Linked DNA regions of Homo sapiens: region 1 is linked to region 2. Evidence: chromatin loops called from intact Hi-C (ENCODE). Cell type or tissue: heart right ventricle. All regions are shown on one strand. Each heading gives the region's core, and the rest is flanking DNA. Links, peaks and the distances in the headings are about the cores only. Region 1 overlaps ASIC2-AS1 (ASIC2 antisense RNA 1). Region 2 has its middle 70 kb from the start of ASIC2-AS1.

Region 1 (10,493 bases), core at 1,324-9,323, 46 kb before region 2:
CCTCTTTGTTGACTTTGAGCCTCTTCATTCATCTTTTCTCCTCTGCTTTTCCTTCTTATACCTTCCTCTGGCCAGAATACCCAACTGCTAGGGCTTGAGAAGACAATGTTGAAGACAGTTAGCCCTCTCTCCATTGCCACTGAGTGCTGTGTGATTTATACACAGTATCCCAGGGAAGCCTCCTATTACTGCTGCAAGGGAGGGTCATTTTAAGAGGAGTCCAAGGCTTCTGGAACATGTTATGCTCCCTCTGTGGCCCCAGGTCTAAGTGCAGCCCTTAAATTACTGTGCAGCTTCAGAAGAGACTGAAGCATTTCCTTGTCAGAAAACAGCTTTGCTCCTTCTGGAAGGGAATCTCCAGGGGAGAGGTGTAAAGGAAGAGGAGCGGCGAGCAGGGCAGCCTGACATGGGATTCAGGTGCTGCTGAGAGGCCTCCCCATGCTGTGGAGACAACAGACCCTACCGTATTGGTTCTCTAGACCCAGTGCTTCCCAACCTGGCACAGCATTAGTATTTCCTGGACTTCTCCCCAGAATAACCAAACCTGATATTTCAGGAATATGGCCCTGGAATGAGCATTCTTACCAACCACAGGGGATTTGGGTGCAGCAAATGAACAACAGTGGAAAAGCAGTTCCCCTAGCACCTATTTTTACCAGTCCCCTCATTCTCTAAGGAATTAGCCACCAACTGAGAGATGTCCCAGATATGACTGCTCAGCCTCATTCCCCTCCTCTGTGTTCACACCATGTTCCACCCGGCCTGCCCCCAACCTGTCTTACACCACCATCCGTGAAACTCCTACCCTTCTGCCTAGGGCCTCTCCAAAGGAGAGAAGAGAACCTTTCCAGTGGCAGCCAGTGGTGTGTTCCTGGTGCTTGAGGTGTGAGTTGAAAATGCCATTATTAGCATTTTTCATCCAGCTGCATCCAAGCCTGGCCACGCTTCTGTTGCTTACTTGGGCTTCCAATCTCCATTTACAGGTTTTGCACACAGCGAGGACTCAAGGACTGTACTTTCTGGGTGGAGCTGAATTTCTATAGGAACATACTTCCCGTCTCCTAAACAGCTGACTTATAAGACACCTTTGGAACCCATTCTACTGGCAGTTTAGAGACCACCTGCCCTTATTTTATTTAACTGAACCCCTTCCACTCTACTTTGGGCCATAATCTCTGATTTTAGGAATGATGAGACGTTCTGAATGCCCTTAGAAGTGTTCCCCTATCTACTGGTCATTAAAAGCAAATGACAGCACAGTGAAACACTGTGGTTTAGAAGTTTCTAATCCTGGTAGTAACTCAAGCTGACATTTCAATTCTCTGAGCCTTAATTTTTATTTATAGGACACGTTAAACCAGATGATTTCTAAAATCTCTTCAGGCTCTGCTACCTTACTCATTTACAGTATCAGTCATTTACACCTTAGTATGAATAAAGACTGAACAAAGTAAAATGGGTGGGCGAGACAATTGGGACGGATAGAAGAATAAAGGGACATAGACAAAATGGCTAAGGGACACCAAGAAAAAAGTTCAAACAAGTTTCCTTAGGGAAGCCTTTGCCTATTCTTGGGAAGATCTTTATACGTTTGGGGTTCAGTCACTATGTCATTAGACTCCATCTCTCCCCTTATTTACTTCACTCCCCCCTCCTCTTCCCTACACCAACTCTACAACTGACCCGGCTTGACCTTGACAGAGGGGGCACTAATGGCTTTTCAATACAGCCCCACCTGGAAGGTGCTGATTTCGCATAATCCTAAGATTAGTCTAGTCACAGTTCATATAGTTCAGGGACTGTAATTAAACTGTGGAGCTAAACATTGGGGTCTGTGACCTGAAACAGTGACCGTGGTAAAACCCTGCCACAGCAGGCAAGAAAAGATGGATGGGGTCAGAATTCTCTAGCTTCTGCTGCTGCATCCTCACCTGGTCCTAGGGAGCACCTTGGAAGCGGTTATAGAATGCAGGTTAATGGTCAGGTGCGCTGTCTCACTCCTGTAATCCCAGCACTTTGGGAGGTCGAAGCGGGTGGATCACTTGAGGTCAGGGATTCAGACCAGTCTGGCCAACATGGTGAAACCCCGTCTCTACTAAAAATATAAAACAGTAGCCAGGCATGATGGTGGGCGCCTGTAATCCCAGCTACTTGAGAGGCTGAGGCAGGAGAATCGCTTGAACCCGGGAGGCAGAGGTTGCAGTGAGCCAAAATCACACCATTGCACTCCAGCCTGGGTAGCACGAATGAAACTGTGTCTCAAAAAAAAAAAAAAAAAATGCAGGTGGGTGACTCAGATGTTGGCTCAGGGCACACTGGAACACGATGTGGCTTGGTATGTTTACAAACCTCTAACACTCCGCCTCATTATTCTGGAGGGGAAGGTAGAAAACAAGGAGATATAGACTAGGGCTGCGGGGTACCCATCCAGTTTATTCATTCAACATTCATTGAGAATCACGTGCCTTACTGTGCCCAGAATTGTCTCCTCCTGGTGGGTTCTCGGTCTCCCTGCCTTCAAGAATGAAAGGGCAGACCCTACTGGTGAGTGTTACAGCTCTTAAAGATGGTGTGTCGGGAGTTTGTTCCTTCAGGTGTTCAGCTGCGTCTGAAGTTTCTTCCTTCTGGTGGGCTCCTGGTCTGGCAGACTTCTAGAGTGAAGCTACAGACCTTCGCAGCCAGCGTTACAACTGTTAAAAGTAGTGCGGACCCAAACACTAAACAGCAGCAAAACTCATTCAGAAGAGCAAAAGAACAAACTACCACACCGTGAAAAACACCCCTTGGATTTCGGCGTCTGGCTCGGGTGGGCTGCATTTATTCCCTTATTTGGCCCCACCCACATCCTGCTTATTGGTCCATTTTACAGAGAGCTGATTGGTCCATTTTACAGAGAGCTGATTGGTCCATTTTTCAGAATGCTGATTGGTCCGTTTTTACAGAGTGCTGATTGGTATGTTTACAAACCTCTAGCTAGACACAGAGTGCTGATTGGTGCATTTCCAATCCTTTAGCTAGACAGAAAAGTTCCCCAAGTCCCCACCTGACCCAGAAGGCCAGCTGGCTTCACGTCTTATTAACATCCTGAACTCCAGGGTTGGTACCCACAGGGTAGTAAGTTGACCACCAGACCACTTTATACAGCATCCAAACTGGCATGGAGAACTCAGACTCCATTCAGATGGATATCAATTCCATCTGGATCTAATTAAATGCAAAGGACCCAGCATCACAAATACAGGTGGCAGGTAAGACTCAAAGTCAGGAGTGCAGCACTGCTGCAACTCTGGGTATAGAGTTCTATGAGAGCAGGGCTTTGACCATTGTGGTGGGAGAGATGTATGCAAAGAGGGAGCGGAAGGAAAGAGCTGGGGACTAGAGATCTGAGTAGAAACCGCACTACAGGTGGCATCAGTATCATGAAAGAATGCAAATGATGTTACTTGTAGATGTGTGGGTCCCCAGGGCCCACACTAGGCAAATTGGATGATGGGTCTGTTGCACTAAAACCAATGCCAGGCTGCACTCATGAGTGACGCTGAGGGTCCTAATGGCTCCCTGCACCTATCAGGTTAGCTCAGGATTAGGAGGAGTTAAGAATGAGAGTGAAGACTCAATGACCCCAGCTCAGCACCTCCTCCTCACTCTTGTTTTTGTGACCCTGGGGTCCCCAGGTACTTCGTCAGTGGGATCTCACTCTTGCTGCGTCTCAGCTAATATAAGATAAGGTGGTAGTAATGTCTTATTGTAGCACCTCCCCAAGATATGAAAAATAACTAAGTTCTTTTTATTAAATGGCTTAAAGGCCTATGGGATACAAGCACTACAAGTGTAATAGTGTCATCTGCATAGGGGCACCTACCCAGGGTTAATGGGCCACGGTCATGTAGATACCACCTTTTTGGTTTATGCGGTAGGCAAAATTTTTAAAATGTCCCCATCCTCAAGATCACACCTCTAATCTCTAGGATCTTTGAATAGGCTGAGATACCACGTCCATGAATATGTTACATTTACAGCAAAAGAAGTTTTGCAGATGTAATTAAGGTTACTAATTAGTTGACCTTAAAATAGGAAGATTAGCCTGGATTATCTGGGTGGGCTCAATGTAATCCCATGTGTTCTTAAAGGCAGAAGAGGAGGACAGCAGGTGAAGTCAGAGAGATTCAAAGCACAAGGATTCAACTTTCTGTTGCTGGCCTTGAAGATGCAGGAGGCCATGAGCCAAGGAATGCAAGCAGCCTCTGGAAGTTGAAAACGACCTAAGTGCTCAGTCCTACAGCTGCATGGAACTGAAATCTGCCAACACCCTGAGTGATCCGGAAGTGGATTTTCTCCCAAAGCCTCCTGATAGGAGCCCCAGCCAGCTGACAGATTGACTTCAGCACTATGACATCAAAGAGCCCACCCAAGGCTGTTACTGGAAGGAGGGCCTTGAGTGTAAGTTATTCAGTTTCTTGGCGTTTTGAACAAAGACTTGGACAAAACACACAAAGTAACAAAGGACTGAAACATAGGAACGAAGTAGGGAAAGCAGGAATGTATTAAAGTGAAAAAGGACCCCACAGGGTGGGAGTCGGCCCAAGCAGGTGGCTCAAGGGCCCAGTTGCAAAGTTTTCTGGGTTTTAAGTTCTCCTGTTCAGATTCCTATTGGCTACCCTTTATCTGGATGAAGAATTTGGCCTGTGGCTAATTAAAGGATGAAGTGAATTGGTGTCCTATGCGATGAAGGGATGGTCCCTGCTTGGTCCTCGGCCCATCGAAGGCACTCTCCCTGTCCATCTGAGACATTGAGTAGCCTTTGCTCCTTTGCTACTCTGGAGCGGGGAGGTGGGGTTTTTCCTTTTGGTTTAGCTTTAGGAAGTTGGTTTAATTGGCCTTAGCTTCCCTGACCGTAGACCCAGGTGCTATCCTTTTGATTCAGCTTTAGGAAGTCAGCACGAATTGGCCTCAGATTCCGTGTCCCCACACCTTGGTGTTTTTCCTGGATTCAGCACCAATTGTCCTTAAGTTCCCTGCCTCCAGACCCTTATTCTCCTTCCTGAAGACAGCTTGAACTTCTGACCCACAGAACTAGGAGCTAATAAATGAGTGTAGTTTTAAGCCACCGAGTTTGGCAATTTGTTACAACAGCTGTCGAAAATGAATGTAATCTACAAAATAGGAGACTGTCACTTAGGGGAGGGACAGTAATGCGTTGTGAGCACCTGGAGGGCAGAAACTGGGTGTTATTTATTTGGAGGCCTTACAGCCTGATATGTAGTAAATGCTCAATAAATATAAGTGAATGAATCAATGAATAAATGTTAAAAGGATAAGCAAAGGAGCCAGGCTCAGTCTATAAATTAATGATTTCCCAAATAGCTGCAGATTCCAGGATGTGTTCAACCGAGAGGCAAGGGTGCTGAGAGGTTAGCGCTTAAGAGTCTGTTGTCTGGAGTCTGAGGTCTAATCTCAGTTTGGTCTGCTAGCTGTGTGACCCTTGGGCAAGTTACCTAACTTCTCTATGCCTTTATTTTTCCACCTGCAAAGTTAGGATAGTAACAGTAACTACCTCATAGGGTTGTCACAAGGATTAACTAAAGGATGTACCTCAAGCTCTTAGAACAGTGGCTTGCCATAGTAAATATTCAGTACATATTTGCAATTATTTCACAGATGGAATCAAAATGATCTGATTTCAATTTTTGTTTCTCCAACAAGGTACTCGATTGGTCTCCACACCCCACCCCCTCATACACACTCATACACCCCCTCATACACATTCCAAAGCTTCATTTTCTCATTTATAAAACAAAGAGATGAACATTAAGAACATTCTTTATTTTAAAAACCTCTGTCATGTTAAAAAGCAGTGGGCACTGTTATTTTAATCTAGGCAAAGCCCTGTAGTTCTCACTGTTGCTGGCTTTTCAAAGTGGAATTCATCAGCAAATAACGTTACTAATGCTGCAAATGAGTGGGGCTGGGTGGGGTTGGGCTGGCTCTCACCCTGCCCTCCAGATGCAATGAGTGTGGGGACACTGGTGACTTCTACAAAGGCTCATTGAAAAGGTCCAGTCCAGCAGCGGCTTGGTCTAAGGTAAGGCTTCTTTTCTCATTGATTAGCTGAGCAGGGGGAGAGGAAGCTATTAGTTTTATTGTTGTTTTTCTTTATTGGACTCACAAGGCCTCAATGCCATAAACCCATAAACCAGAACTGGATACAATCTATTCTTAATTATACAGGGACAGATGATCTGCATTACAAATTGTCCACAGCAAACCTTGCTCACTAATTATTGATGAGATTGTCAGTCACTTGCCCTGCCTAAGCTCATGTTGGCATAAATGGCCCCATTACTTACTGCGGACTTAGAAGGCCTTATATTAGAAATGCTTATGTGTGGACATTTCTCTGCCTGCCTCCCTAGAAGAGAAGTTGCTTCGCAGTGGGCACTGTGCTATCTATGAAACACATTGAATGTATGCCCCAACCATGACCTTCCTTCCAGAACAGAGGAAGGGAGCCAAGCCAGCCATTATAGCTATGTCTGTATTCAGCTCTAAGCATCAGGACCCAAACTCCAAGACAATGCCTGTCCTGTTTAGGCCAGTGTTTTGCATCGGTGTTTAGGGAAAATCTCTATAATAGAAACTATAGAAGGAGAGGGGACTGTCTTAGGGCATGTCAGAACATGCCCAGATTATTTCATAGCCCATAGCACCGAACATACCAATGTTCAAGGGTGAGCACTCAAGCAGCTTGTGAAGCCCCAGGTAAATGATGCTCAGCTGCCACGGTTTCATTTTATTCAGTCACAGCATGGGCAATTAAGAATAAACTGCATTTGATTTCTCTGTGGTTGAGAAAGGATCTTGATGAGATGTCATCCTGGGGCTGAGTGTGTAGGTCCCAGGCAGACATGTTCTGGGCTCCTGGAGCTGAGGGTGGGGATGAGCAAGCCTCTGCTTGGGTTTATCTCAGCCAGAGCTACAGGCCTTTTGGATTGTTTTCTTTCCTGTGCCCTAGCCTTGAACTCTTGGCACAGTTCGGAAATCCGTTTTCATAAAACCGATTTATTTTTCCATTTATTTGATTAATTGAAATTGCTAATACTCTGGCCTCTAGGTCATAAACACTGGATAATAAAACCCCCTCTACATCTGTCCAGTATTTTAGTGTTCACTAAGCATTTCACATCCATCATCTCAAAGGTAGGCAGGGAAGGGATCGCCATCTTTAGTTCATGGAGAGGGTGACATGTGTTGTCAATGATTACAGTTAGTATGGAGCAGAGCTGGGGCTGGAAGCTGGTTCTTAGAGTCTGAGTCTAGTTCTCTTGTGGGGTGGCTAACAAGAGAATGAATGGCTCTTGTTGAAATTATTCCAGTTTACCCCAGGACTGAGTTGATTTTTAGGATCTGAGGCTTTTAATTTTAAAACTGGGTAAGTTCTGGGCAAATTGGGAGGAGCTTGTCACTCTACTTCAGAATCCCAGGGTGTCTGTTGTGATAGAGCCCTGTCACCTCCATCAGGTTCAGGGGAGGGAGGTGGCATGTGACTTGGCACAGGTGAGGCAGATGTTGTACCTGGAGCAGCCAACCAGGGCTGCTAGCTGAGAACAGCCAGAAGAACCTTATGGATGATCAGAGAGTGGCAGGAGATCCATCTAAGTCAGATCTTGGGGTGGGGTTTGATGGGTTGTGGAGGGACAGGAGGTACTGGTGATGGAGTGACCCCTCCTGCCTAGGCTGCTTGTGGAGACAGTTCGTAGGAGAAGGATTCGGAAGCCTGAGAGTGCTGAGCCGGAGAGGGGACACTAACAGGAACTGCCTGGCAAGAAAGACCCATGAGAGAGACACCGATGGCCTAAAGACAAAGACAGGGCAGAGGCACCATGGTGGATTGATGGGATGATGGGGGATGGAGGGAAAACGTCAGAGAAGGAGCAGACAGAGAGAGGAGGGAGGGTCCATGAGGTAGTTTCAGTTGGAGAAGAGTTTTGGGGCCCTCACTTGCCATCCACAGAATCTCTGTCCTTGTGGGCTACAGCCTCCTTCCCTCCAGCCTAGAGATTAAACCCTTCCTAATAAACCAGCCAATCTAATTTAGTTGGGGTGGAAGGAGAGGGAAAATGATTTGTTCAAAGTGGCCTGAGCCTGAGCTGAGTCTTGAGCTCTCCAGTCCAGGTTAATGGGCTTTTAGCCTTGAATCAGGGCAAGAGCCAGGCAGGCCACGTGGCTCATGGATGTACTCCCTTGTCAGCCTCACTGTGTCCTTGACCCAGTCCCAGGACCTCTGGCCCTGGGAACTTACATGCCTTCCCCAGTCTCTGAAGGATGGGATCTCATGTCTTGGTTCCATTCCCTTGCTTGTTAGCATTTTGCCTTTATTAATTTGAAGAAATTCAAATCTTATTGAGAAATCATTAAGTTAAACCAAACCCAGAACAAATCAACTGAGTAGAAAATTGCAGATACCAGCTGCACTTTTTCCTTCCCACCCAGAGTGGAGAAAGGACTGTTTTTGTGATTACCACAGAGGCAAGCAGGGAGAGTGAGGCACCTGCACTGGGCATGTGGTCACCATGTGACTGGCCAGAAAGCCCCAGGAGTTGGTTGCAATATGGGAAACCGTGTAATGCTGCAGGGAATATAAATAAGACAGAAGGAATCAGCTAACAGATGGGATTTCTTATCCTTTTTTGTTATGGCAACCAGGTAGGATGTTATAACCTGCATTTTAGTTTTCCCTTCTGCCCGCTAGTCTCGATGTTTTATCTAATTTGTAGTTTTCTTAGTCTTGATATATTTAATTTATATCTTTTACTTTATTACATATATGTCTTGAAAGCTGCTTCAAATCCTCTGTGGAACAAAGTGAGGAATAAATATACAGTCTGACGAGCCTCTCCACTAGTGTCCTTTTTGGAGCGTAGTGCCACAGTATAAGACTAAGTAACTAGGGAAGAAGGATGGCGGAGTGGTCATGCATGCCTCCGCAATACCTTGTCTCAGTTGGTGTGCAGAAGGGGGCACTCAGCCACCTCTAAGTTGTGCCAGTGCTTCCTAGACTCAGGAGAAGCAAGTGAACATGGCTCTGTGTGAGCTGGCAAAGAAGAGTGTCCACCGCAGCTCTTGGCTCCTGGCGCAAAGTCACCCTGTCTCAGGATCTTATTGAATTGTGATTTCATGAATATCCTCATAAAGAAGCCAGTCTATCTTTCTGGAGCTTTTTTCTGGAGCTTCTGGGTTCTCATATTTTATATTCTCAGTCTGAGTTTACCATCTAGGGGGGCAGGGGGACCTATTGTAACCTGCTCGGGTGAATTGAGATACGTCTTATAAAATTCTTGGGTTATTGCAATAGCTTCCTAACTAGCATCTCTGCTTCATTCTTGCCTCCCTACAACCCACTGATTGATCATTAAAAAAATGTAAATCATCACTATGCCACTTCCCTCTGTAGAACCTTGCATTGCTCTTGGCGTAAAATCCATGGTTCTTCCCAGGCTTTCAAGACCCTGCGTGATCTGGACCCTACATATTCTTGTCTCCCTTGTCATTCTTCTTTTGGCTTTCTGAATATGCCCAATGTATTCCTGTCTTGAGTTTTTGCTTTGCTTCTTCAATTATTATTGCTTGTTACAGGATTTTCCTGTTTCTTCATGTAGTAAGTTCTTTCTTATTCTTTAGGTCTCAAATCTCATCTTAGACCTGCCTTCTCTCCCAATCCATCTAAACTGGCTCCATCCCTTTCACTCTGCTCGACCTCAAAATTATCCATCACATCATGCTACTTACATCCAGCATTTACCACGATCTGCAATTATCTTCTTTATTTTCTCATTTGTTCATTATACACCTCTCTGAGCAGTATATAAGCTTCAGAGGGCAGAGACTTGATCTGTTTTGATCTCAGCTATAACTGAGCCACACCTAGCATCTAGCACTGTGGCTGGCATGTAGGAAGTTCTTAATAAATATTTGTGAGATTAATGTATCAATGACTTAAACCAAAAGTTCACAAACTATGGCTCATGAACCAAATCCAGCCTGTTGCCTGTTTGTGTAAATAATGTTCTGTTGGAACACAGCCTATTCACTTACATATGTTACATGATTATGTATTGTCTGTGGCTGTTTTTGGTGCTACCATGGCAGAGTTGAGTACTTGCAACAGAGATCATATAGCCTGCAATGCTGGAAATATTTACTATCTGATCCTTTACAGAAAATGTTTGTTGACCCTTGGCTTAAACCATAACCCTAACAATGGCTTAATCCATATGGGTATTTAGCGTTTCACTTAATGAGAAACAGAAGATCTCAGGGTCAGTTCAGTGGCTCAGTGATGTCATTCAGAACTCACAGTCCTGCTATTTTGTGCTCCTCTGTGCTGGAAATATCTTGCCTCAAAGGTCTAAGATGGCTGCCACAGCTGTACACATGATGTCTTTACACATCAGAGTTGTAAGGAAAAAGGAGTTTAGTGAGAGCAAAAACTGGCT
Region 2 (10,493 bases), core at 1,125-9,124:
TCACTGCAACCTCCACCTCCGGGTTCAAGTGATTCTCCTGACTCAGCCTCCTAAGTAGCTGGGACTACAGATGTGCACCACCACGCCCAGCCAATTTTTTTTTTTTTTGTATTTTTAGTAGAGACGGGGTTTCACCATATTGGCCAGGATGGTCCTGAAATCTTGACCTCGTGATCTGCCCGCCTCAGCCTCCCAAAGTGCTGAGATTACAGGTGTGGGACATCCTGCCTGGCCTCTTGTGATATCTTATGGTGGTAAAGTAATAGGACCCGAACAGCTATGAAGAGCAGAGCTAGGGCAACCTGGAAATGTCCATGTTTCTTATTTTTTCCATAACAGAACACTAGTCATTTTTGTCCATTTCTCTATCTGCCTTTGTCTCTCAGTGCTTCTTTTTCATTCTGTTTGTAGTCATGTGCATAACATTCCCTAACTACATTTTTTCTTCTTTTTCTCTACTCCAGGTAGAGAAACTGAGGCTCACAATCCTAGAGAGATAGTCCAAGCTGTATGTAGTATTTGACTTGGCTGGAATCCAAGGCTCCAGCCCCCCACCTTCCCATCTGTCACCCTCCTCTGCCTTCTCTCTCTGGTGTCAGACGCAGACCTTCTGCTTCCTTGCCTGCCAGTCTGACGCATTCTTCAGGCCCAGAACCATTTAGAAATAATTATTTTAAAAACAAATAAACTCTTCTTTCTGTGATCTTTACTTTCTGTTCATCCACACCAAGCTGTGGCTATTTTTACTCACCCTAGCTCCTGGCAGGTCTTTTTGGAAAGTCACCATGACATTTTGTGCTGCTTGGCCTGGCATTCATCTAGAATATTTTTTCGAAAACATCCTGCTCTGGAGAAATGTCAGTGTTTATGGTGCATCCAGAGGGATATATCAGCAGAAGAAAAGATCCACTTAAGTAAGTCCTAGCTTGACAAGGAGTGGGTTTGGAGGCAGACACACCCAGAAGTAGCAAAGCACAGTGAGGCATGCTGGAAAGAGATGGTGGTGAAGATCCATGTCTGTCGGGAGGTCACCTGGTGAAGGTTTGAAGAATCTGGAAAAAGGATGGATACACAGACTGAACAGTAGTTGGGTGCTCAAGCGAAAGCAGGGAGGCCGTCCCAATTAGTGATGTCCAGCTGGTACTGCACTTGGACAAGTCACGTTTTCTCCTTTTCTCTATTGGAGGCCTCCTCTTGTATCAGGTATGGGTAAGGATTCTAGGACAAACATACACAGTATCCTTCTTACTGATGCTGGAGAAGGAGCGTTGGAAGAAGAGTCTCAGGTTCTAGTGCTGGCTTTGCTGCCAAGTAGTTGTTTGATCAGCAGCAATTCACACTATCTCTTTTGGCTTAATTCACATTATCTCTTTTGAATAAAGTGGGGCACTGGATGGTCACTTCTAGGCCTTAAGTTCTTTGAGTCTAAGACAAATGAAGATGGTTGCTTATCATAGGGCTAAGCATTTGGGGTCTAACAAGTCAAAGGGAGGTCATTTTCACCAATCCAAGCATCCATCATACATCTGTTCACCTTCACTAAGAACATTCTATATGTCAAGAACTAAGCTAGCACTATGGAATTGATTTAACTAAATACCTATCTTCAAAGAATACATTGTGAAAAGGCACGATAGCCAGCATGACTCTCAGTGAGCACTGCCTCTGGCTAGTGACACCCTTGTGTGGATCCCTTCTTCCTTGTACCAGGATCAGTCTTGTTGATCAATAGAATACAACAGAAAAGGTGGTATGCCATTCTGAGGTTTTGTTATCAAAGACAATGTGGCCTCTCTGTCTATCTATCTATCTATCTATCTATCTATCTATCTATCTATCTATCATCTATTATCTATCTATTATCTGTCATCTATCTATCTATCTATCTATCTGTCTATCTATCTATCATGTATCTTTATCTCTCTTTCATCTCTTGCAGTAGAGGAAGTCAGCTTCATGTTGTAAAGATGTTCAGGCAGCCTATAAAGAGGACTACATTGAAAGCTGGTCTCCATCTAACAACCAGTGAAGAACTAAGGCCTTCCAACAACTACAGGAGTGAGCTTAGATAAGTATCCTTCCCCACTTGAGCCTTCAAATGACTGCAGCCCTAACCAACAGCCTAACTGTAACTTCCTGAAAGACCCTGAGCCAGAATCACCCACCTAAGCAGCTCCCATGAAAACTGTGAGCTGATAAGTTATTGTTTTAAGCTTCCACATCTTAGATTAATTTGCAACACAGAAATTGATAACTAATACAGAAGAGAGATTAAAACATGGACCTATAGAGTTGTCACACAAACTTTTTGAATATCCCTAAACATCAAAGACATAAATAAAAGGTCTGGTGTCCACTTTCAGGGAATACACAATTGAAATAAAAAGTGTTATAAAGAAATAAAATTGACAAATCTGCCATGTGAGTTTTAAGGAGAACAAGCTCATGGCCAGCTGGAGAGAGAGTGGGAAATCTACACTGCTTAGCTTGCAGACGCTTCATGAGTATCTTTGAACTGGATTCTGAAAGATGAAAGAGATTTGGAGGTGCAGGTGGAAAGGTATTCTGAATGTCAAGGTCCTTGTAAGCCAACCAACCAACCTCCTCTTAGATCAGGCATTGGTAGGAATTCCAGGGCAGGCATATACAGGGCCTTTCATGTTGGTGGTGGAAAAGGAGAATTGGAAGAAGATTCTGAGGTTCTAGTCCTGGCTTTGCTGCCAAGTGATTTTTTGATCATTAGCAACTCACATTATCTCTTTTGGCTTCTGTTTTTGCAGCTGTAGAATGCAGTGGGGCACTGGATGGTCACTTCTAGGCCTTAAGTTCTTTGTTAACTTAAGGAGCTTTGAATGAATAAAATTGGATGTATTCTTAAGAATGGCTGGTAATTTAATGTGGTTGGTAAGTATGGAAAAAAAAGGACTAGAACGTCGTGCAAAGATGTGAGTCCTTTTTCCTTTAAGCCATGGTTCTTAAGCTTTAATTATTCATTTACCACGTATGTTATTTTTTAATGCAAGTATACCATATATCATAATTTGGTTAATTATTAAATTTAGATTCACTAGCTTTTTTAAACATTAGTTTTGCCTTTGAGGACAATATTCATAAAACTATGAATCTGCTAGGCTATTTACATTTTTTCTAATAAACATAAAAGTGAACAGTCACTATTTAACGAAATGCGCTCTTCTGTGTACCACCTGAAATCCTTCAATAGTCCAGCAGTGGTACATCATGCTTTGGGAAACACCATTGATAACGGTGTCAGGGGAGGGGATGCCCTAATCGAAGCTGTGTTTGTGTGGAGTCAGCTGGAAGTCACCCTAGAGGCTCTCCTCTTCTTTAGCACTCCTGACATCCAATCAATTACCAAGTCCAGTAGATCCTGTCTCCTAAGTAACTCTTTATGCCCCTTGCTCTCACTCCCTCCTCAACTTCCTGGGCTTAAGTTCTCATCATTTGCAACATGCACCATTTCAGCGGCTTCCTGATTTCCAGCACTCAAACCTTGCCCTTCCTCTGCCCTATGAACACAATTCTGACCATGTGACTTCTTTGCTCAAAATCCTTTCCCCTCACCTTCAGAATAAAAACACACACTCCTTAGCTTTGTGCACTGGGCCCTTCAGACTTGAGACTGTGTACACCTGTCCAGTCTCACTTCTGGCCCTCATCCACCCCGCATCAACACATGCACAGGCACACTTCAGCCTCCAAGAACCCTGAAGGATTTGCACTTCCCTGAGCAAGACTGTTCTCACACATGTAACCTTGTGTCTTTGAAGGAAAAATGCTGTCATCCTGGAATGCCCTCCCTTCCTAGTCTGCCGGAACAAGCCTCCTCATCCTTAGGGGTTCAGCCATTCCAGATTCCAGATTTCTCTCTAGAGACACAGGCATGTCTTCCCTGGAGCAACCATTTCACTGGGTACAAATCTCTATCCTACCACTCTGTGTTATAAATGCCTCTTGATATCCCAAATCCAGTGCTAAAGTGTGAAGACAGAGTTTGGGTGCTTTATTTATTCCTTTATCTTTGATGCCCTGCACCCTGGTGCCACCCAATAAATGCTTCTCAAATAAATATGTGGCCTGCAGGCGTACAGAGGCAAGTCTATGGTTTGGCTAGAAGGGGAACTAAATTCCAGCTCCCTCCTGCTGCTGCTCCTGCCACTGATGAAAAGTGTCTTCCCAACAGGAAGAATGAATGAGCCTTGGGGCGGTGGTAGCAGGTGTGCTGAACTCTGGCTAGGTCTCCTCAACCCCTGAAGGTGAGGCCCTGCTCAAAGCTTCCTGATTCCTGTTAAGTTCAATGTTTTCTGACAGACACAAGCCAATTAGCTGTCTGCTGCTGGCGGCTGGTTTATTCAACATGGTTTGCTGTTTTGATTTGAAAACCTAATATTTTTCAGGGATTTGATTTGGTTCCACTGGGGAGCAGAGATAAGCTGTTCAGCCTCAGCCGCTGAGCTGGCTCTAATGGCCCTCATTCACTGCATACCCAGTATCCAGTGAGTTCTCAGGCTGTCTCCAGCTTGGATGTAAGAAGAGGCCTCCTCCGGGCATCTGTAGTCCCAGCTACTCGGGAGGCTGAGGCAGGAGAATGGCGTGAACCTGGGAGGCGGAGCTTGCAGTGAGCTGAGATTGTGCCACTGCACTCCAGCCTGGGGGACAGAGCGAGACTCTGTCTCAAAAAAATAAAAAAAGAAGAGGCCTCCTCCTGTGCTGTGTGTGGGCCTACACAGGTGGCTAGGACAACCCTGATTGGACCTCAAAGAAGCCAAAGGATGCCAATGTCCTCCCATTAGATCAGGGTGGTCCCGATGCCTGGGAGTCTGCCCAGCCCCTTCTATGGGGACCTAGTCTGATTCAGCTTCTGTTTCTTCCAAGTTCTTTCTGATTTGCTGTTGGAAAATCAGAAAGTAATTGATTTTCTGATATCTACCTGTCTGGTCTTTTTTTTTTTTTGTTGAGACAGGTTCTCACTCTGTCACCCAAGCTGGAGTACAGTGGTGTGACCATAGCTCATTGCAACCTCGACCTCCTTGGCTCAAGTGATCCTCCCTTCTCAGCCTCCTGAGTAGCTAGGACTACAGGTGCATGCCACCATGCCTGGCTAGTTTTTAAATTTTTTTTTTTGCAGAGATGAAGTCTCACTATGTTATCCAGGTTGGTCTTGAACTCTTGGCCTCAGTGATTCTCCTACCTTGACCTCCCAAGGTATGAGGGTTACAGGTGTGAGCCGCCTCGCCAACCCTATCTGGCTTTTTAAAAGCAGGGAACTCTGTTCCCTTTGTGTTTGTATCCCTGGCTGATAATAATAATTTGTCAGTGTTTAGCCTGTGTCCATGCCTGGTAAGTGTTAAGCACTGTCAACACTCTTCTGATACTTAATCCCCATAACAGCCCTCTGAGGTTGATACAATTATTACCTCCATCTAATAGAAGGAAAAACTTGAGTCAAAAGAGATTAAGGAATTTATCAATGCCAATGTTCACCTTCTAGCAAGAGACCAGTCTGGGTTTGAATTCCACTTTGCCTGATACCAAATCCCATGCTCTTAGCCCTGCACTGTGCCTGGCAGTATCTGTTGCACGTGGGAGCCCTCAGCACAGTGTTGGGAATACAGCATGGATGCGGCCGTTCTCCCCATCCAAAGTCCTCTCAGCTTTGGGTGAGGGCTGACCTCCGAGGAGTCACAGCTGCCTTCATCCAGACCCTCTGGATTAGGCCCTGTGTTGCCAACATCTGCCTGAACTACACTTGTATCTGCTATTCCTGTTTGACCCAGTACATAAGCCCTCCTGGTCCCCCTGGCTCCCATCCCAGAAACCAGCTTCTGTAGCCAGAGAATGCTCACCAGCCCTCCCCGTGGCTTCTTCCCTGCTCTCTGCCAGCTTTTCTTCCACTTTTCAGTTTGGTTAAGATCTGAAGTCTCCCATGATCCACTATTAAGGATGAATGATTAGGCTTCAAATTAGAAGGCACTTAGGAATTAATTGTCTGAAAGGGCTGACATTTCACTCCAGTTGGGAAGTTTTTAATCAATTCCCAGATCAATGCACAGCTCTCCTAATTGGAAGAATCTGACGGAAATCAGAGGGCTACTCAGTTTTTATAAAGTATCTATAAAAATAGATAGGTTAGGGAGCTAGTGTTGACCAAGTGACGTATGTTGGTTGCGTTAATACAAGTATTGTCTGTACAGTGAGGGAGGTGATTGGCTCTTGATTTGGTGAGTCCCAGGTTACATGGAGGAAGGTAGACAATATTTCCCTGGGAGAGCTGGGAAGGTTAAAGGATGCTAGAGGGAGGATACCATAGCCATGGCCCTATAGTGCTATCTCTTTGAACTGAAAAAAACTGGAATCAGTGCCTTACTTGAAAAGTGATAGAGGTGCTGCTCAGCAGCCCTGGGCAAACTTCCAGGGTAGCAAACCCAGTTCTGCCAGAAGCTCTGGCCTTCAGTAATATCCCAGGGAGAGAAGCGGTGACCCTGTAAGGCTGAAGAGCTAAGGATGATTATGCCAATGGAAATCCCTAAAGAGATTTTATGTTTCTCAGCTGCAGTACCATGAGGCTCAGCAAGACGAGGAAGGGGCTTGTTCAAGACTTGGGCATCCCTCTTGATACTTATTCATTGAAGGTCAAATGCAGGTTACATGTGACTCAGGTGCGGTTGCCCTGTTAAGCCCTTTATGGGACCAGGTCTCTCTAGGCCCACCAGCGGCCATCTCTCTACTTTTCACACAGTTGCCCCAGGGATGTTTCTGCAACTTGCATCTGATCACTTTTCTTCCCTACCCTCAATCCCTCTGTGGCTCCCAATCATCTGTAAGAACTTTGGGATCTCATTCCTGCAGTATCTTCAGCTTCTTCATCTATCAGTTCCTTCCTTCCCCATCTCACATAAGTTGGTCGCATGCTGACAGTTCCTGAAAAAGCCAGACTATGCCGCTTCTGTAGGTCCTGGTTCACATGGTTCCTTTTCTCTGAGTGCCCCTCTGCTCCTGTCTGTGCAGTGACCACCTACTCAGCTTTCACGAACCAGTCTGCACATGCCAACTCCATAAAGCCTTTCCTGCCCCTTTCCTGCCCCCTTTCCCTGTCCTCCCCGGAGAAAGGAAAGGACCTTGTGTGTGCCCCGTGGAGATGTCTGACTTGTACCCCCTAGTGCACTGATGTCCCCTTTAGGACCATGCCACTTAGCTCTCTATGACAAGCATGCTATGAAACACTGCAGCACAGTGCTCAAGGTCAAGGGTTCCAAATCCTAGCTCTGACACTCCCTGCTGTGTGGCCTTAACAATCTACTTAACCTTCTGAGCCTGTTTTCTCCTCTGTAATATGGAAAAGATAATAGTACTTCCCTTACTGGGTTATTGAAAGAATCAAATGTGAAAATTCAGGCAGTGTTCAGTCACACTGCCTGGTCTATGGTGTATGCTCAGTAAGCATTAGTTATTATTGTTTGTATTCTTGTCATCATCATCATAACTAGCATCATCATTTGTTGAGTTGAGATCTGGTCTGGCATTGAGTAGGTGCTATACACAAAAGTATAAAATTAAGGACTGACATGCAAAGTCCTATCTCACCAAAAGGGTGAGACCATTCTTTAAATTCTTATCTGCAAATTAATATTTGTTGAGTGACTAAATGGAAAAGTGTGGATAAAATGTGACTCTCAGATTGGAGTAAAGTTGGAGAATAAACCTGGGTAAGGAGCAAGTGGAAGGTTGTCCAATTTCTGTGGATGGGGCCCAAGAAGACACTGCCACATGGTGGTGGGAGGGAGTCAGAGGCCCTGAAGCCAGGCAACGTACAGGTCAAGCAATGCCAGCCCCTTGGGCTAAGGGAAGCAATTATTGGAGAGTCAGAAATCTGTACTTTGAGAACCTGCCTTTATGTGGCTGGTGTTTTCTGTAGTTATTTCGTTTGTGCTCCCCCTCAGTCTTAAGCGTGGCATGCTGCTTTTAGTGATTTTTTTTTTTTTTTTTGGAGGGAGAGTTTCTTTTTGATGCCAGCCCGTCTCAGCTATACTAAGGAGAAACAGAGAAAGTGACTGAACTGAAATGTAAATGGAGGGACTGCAGTCTCATGATGACATTATGGGCTTTGGAGAGAGACCTACCCATGTTTGATGTCTGCTGGTTCTGTGACGTTTTTGTATCTCAGTTTCCTCATCAGTAAAATGGGGATAAGAATAGTATCCACTGCAAAATGTTGCCGGGAAGATGGAATGCGATTGTGCCCACAGGGTGCTTAGCATTATGCCTGGCACATTGACAGAGAGGACAAAGACAGAAGTTAAAGGCATTGGGGGTGGTATAGCATCCATAGGTGGAAGGAAATGAAGGGGAAGGGGGAGTCAAAGTCTGAGAGTCCCAAAAGGCAAGTGAACTCTGGAGCACCTGAAAATCTCCTTCCAGGGTGGAATGTGTTCCCCTGGGAGGGCCCTTTGTTATATTCAAATAAAGAAGGTTATTGTCTGAGGGGGACTTGATCACCATTTTCAAATATTTGATAAGAAAGATAAGAGGGTATGGTGTAGGACAGATGACCTTTAGGTCTCTTCCAAGTCTGAGATTCTCTGATTCAAGAATGGGGAAGGGCCCAAAAGTGGTTGTATTATTGGTTCAAAGTAGGGCTGACTACACAGGTCTTGCAGAAAAGGAGGCAGCATGGCAGAAGTTATAAGTGAGGGCTTGAGGGACAGAACTGGGTTCAATTCCTGGTTCTGCCACTTATTAGCTGTGTGACCTGGGAAAATCAACTAACCTCTCTGAGTCTCAGTTTTCTCATCTGGAAGATGATAATATTTACCACAGAGGGTTTGTGATGATCAAATGATATAATGCACGGAAATCCCTTGGCTAGTATGTAGAACCTAGTAGTGATAGATTCATTGCATTTAAGAATGTCTAATGTTAGTGAAATAATTTACCTGCAATAATAATATGATACATCAAAACAACATAATAATAACGCTTAAGATTGTTGTTATTGATAAAGTAACACACAATTCTCTGTCACGGTTCAGATTAAACGTGGAGCTGTGGGATATGGAAGCCCTGCATGCCCCAGCACTCAGGACTGCCCAGTGCTGGGACAGTGTCCCTAGTCACATGTTTTGTAGGCCAGTCAGAAGATCGTACTCCACCCCTACCCCCAACCCTTGACCATGAGCCCCGAGAACCTGGAAGCTGCTTTTCCCAGTAAACTATGGAGTGTTTGGTGCACTCTTTGATTTTTATTTATTTATTTACTTATTGGTAGAGATGGGGGTCTTGCCATGTCACCCATGCTGATCCCAAACTCCTGGCCTCAAGTCCTCCTGCCTCAGGCTCCCAAAGTGCAAAGATTACAGATGTGAACCAGTGTACCTGGCCTGGTCCACCCTTTGAAACTCCCTCTGCACCTTTTCTGACTCTTCTTGACCAAGCTTGTCTCTAACCTTACAACAACAATGCCAGCAATAATAATAACAGCTGCTATTTATGTTGCATTTACTTTCTACTTGTAGATGACATTGTGCCAAGAGTTCTCTGTAAGTGCTCTAATTTAATCTTCAAATATAGTTGGGGTTCCAGGAGGTTTGATAACTTGAGCAGAAAGCCCTGGATTACAGCCTAGTTGAGGAAGAAGACCCAGAAGCTCTCTTACTTTTGCTCCCTGCTGGCTTCTCCTGTGTGGGTTCCAGCACAAAGCCTCCTCCCCTAGAAACATCAGGCTGAGTGAAGGCAACATGATTTTGCCTCAGTGCTGCCTTTCTTCTCCAAGGACTGGTGAGGGTCGGGTCTCCAGGGAGTCATCTGAGAGAGTGTTACCCTGATTCTCACTGGAGTGCATCAACCCAATGCCCATGAAGCCCAGGGGCTTGCCACAGCGCTCCTGACCTGTGCGAGGGTCCAAAAAGGCTCTTGTGTGAGCCATTCCCCACCTGTGGGGTGCAACAAGGACCAGGACACCTGCTTCTCTGGGCAGCCCTGACATCTGGACACAATGCAGAGGGCAGATCACGAGTGGACTCTGGGACATAGAAAGGTGAGATAGCAAGGAAGGACCGGTTAGAAAATAAACATCACAGCATTGACCCAATCCCAGTCCCTGCCACAAGCTTGGGTGCCCCAAACTTGGCCACAGGGAGCCTGTTTCTGCTGGGTCGAGGGGTTGCTGGAGTTGACATGCCCAGGGCCTCTCAGTTCATGTGCTCACCCCTTGCATTTCATGCAGCCTACGCCTGCCATGTCTGCCAATTAGCATAAGGCAGTATGTCCGGCAAAAAACAGGTGGGTGTTTCCTTCTCCCTATGCACAGGGATTGTGCCCAGAGCACATACCCATATCTCATTCTCTGTAGCAACAGCCACACCCATGCCCCAACCATTTAATAGCTTCTCAGCCTGTCCTATTCTAAGGCAGGAAAGGGTCGGTGGCAGTTCCAGCCTTATCCTCAGGGTCTGACACAATCGGGCTTTTACGAA

Evidence for each region. A loop is a pair of places that touch in the nucleus more often than their neighbours do. Peaks named below come from ENCODE experiments on the same cell type or tissue, not always from the same donor. Only the 100,000 strongest peaks of a DNase experiment are listed, where the experiment ranks them.
Region 1: a loop joins it to region 2, with 7 times the contacts of the local background. A loop is called at or near these places in 3 of 110 quality-filtered maps.

What each region holds. Positions count from the first base shown.
Region 1 is chr17:33,577,026-33,587,518 of GRCh38, forward strand. It overlaps ASIC2-AS1 (ASIC2 antisense RNA 1), which reads left to right. Exons shown (of 4, transcript XR_001752838.2): 4 at 4,131-4,981. It also overlaps a transcript of ASIC2 not described here. Among named protein-coding and RNA genes, the nearest start is that of ASIC2-AS1, 23 kb to the left of the region's middle. RefSeq lists an enhancer at 5,902-7,101. In heart right ventricle, for the core only: no CTCF peak of the experiment used is centred there; no DNase peak of the experiment used is centred there; H3K27me3 peaks cover 1,219 bases.
Region 2 is chr17:33,623,333-33,633,825 of GRCh38, forward strand. It overlaps a transcript of ASIC2 not described here. Among named protein-coding and RNA genes, the nearest start is that of ASIC2-AS1, 70 kb to the left of the region's middle. In heart right ventricle, for the core only: no CTCF peak of the experiment used is centred there; a DNase peak (open chromatin) is centred at 5,782.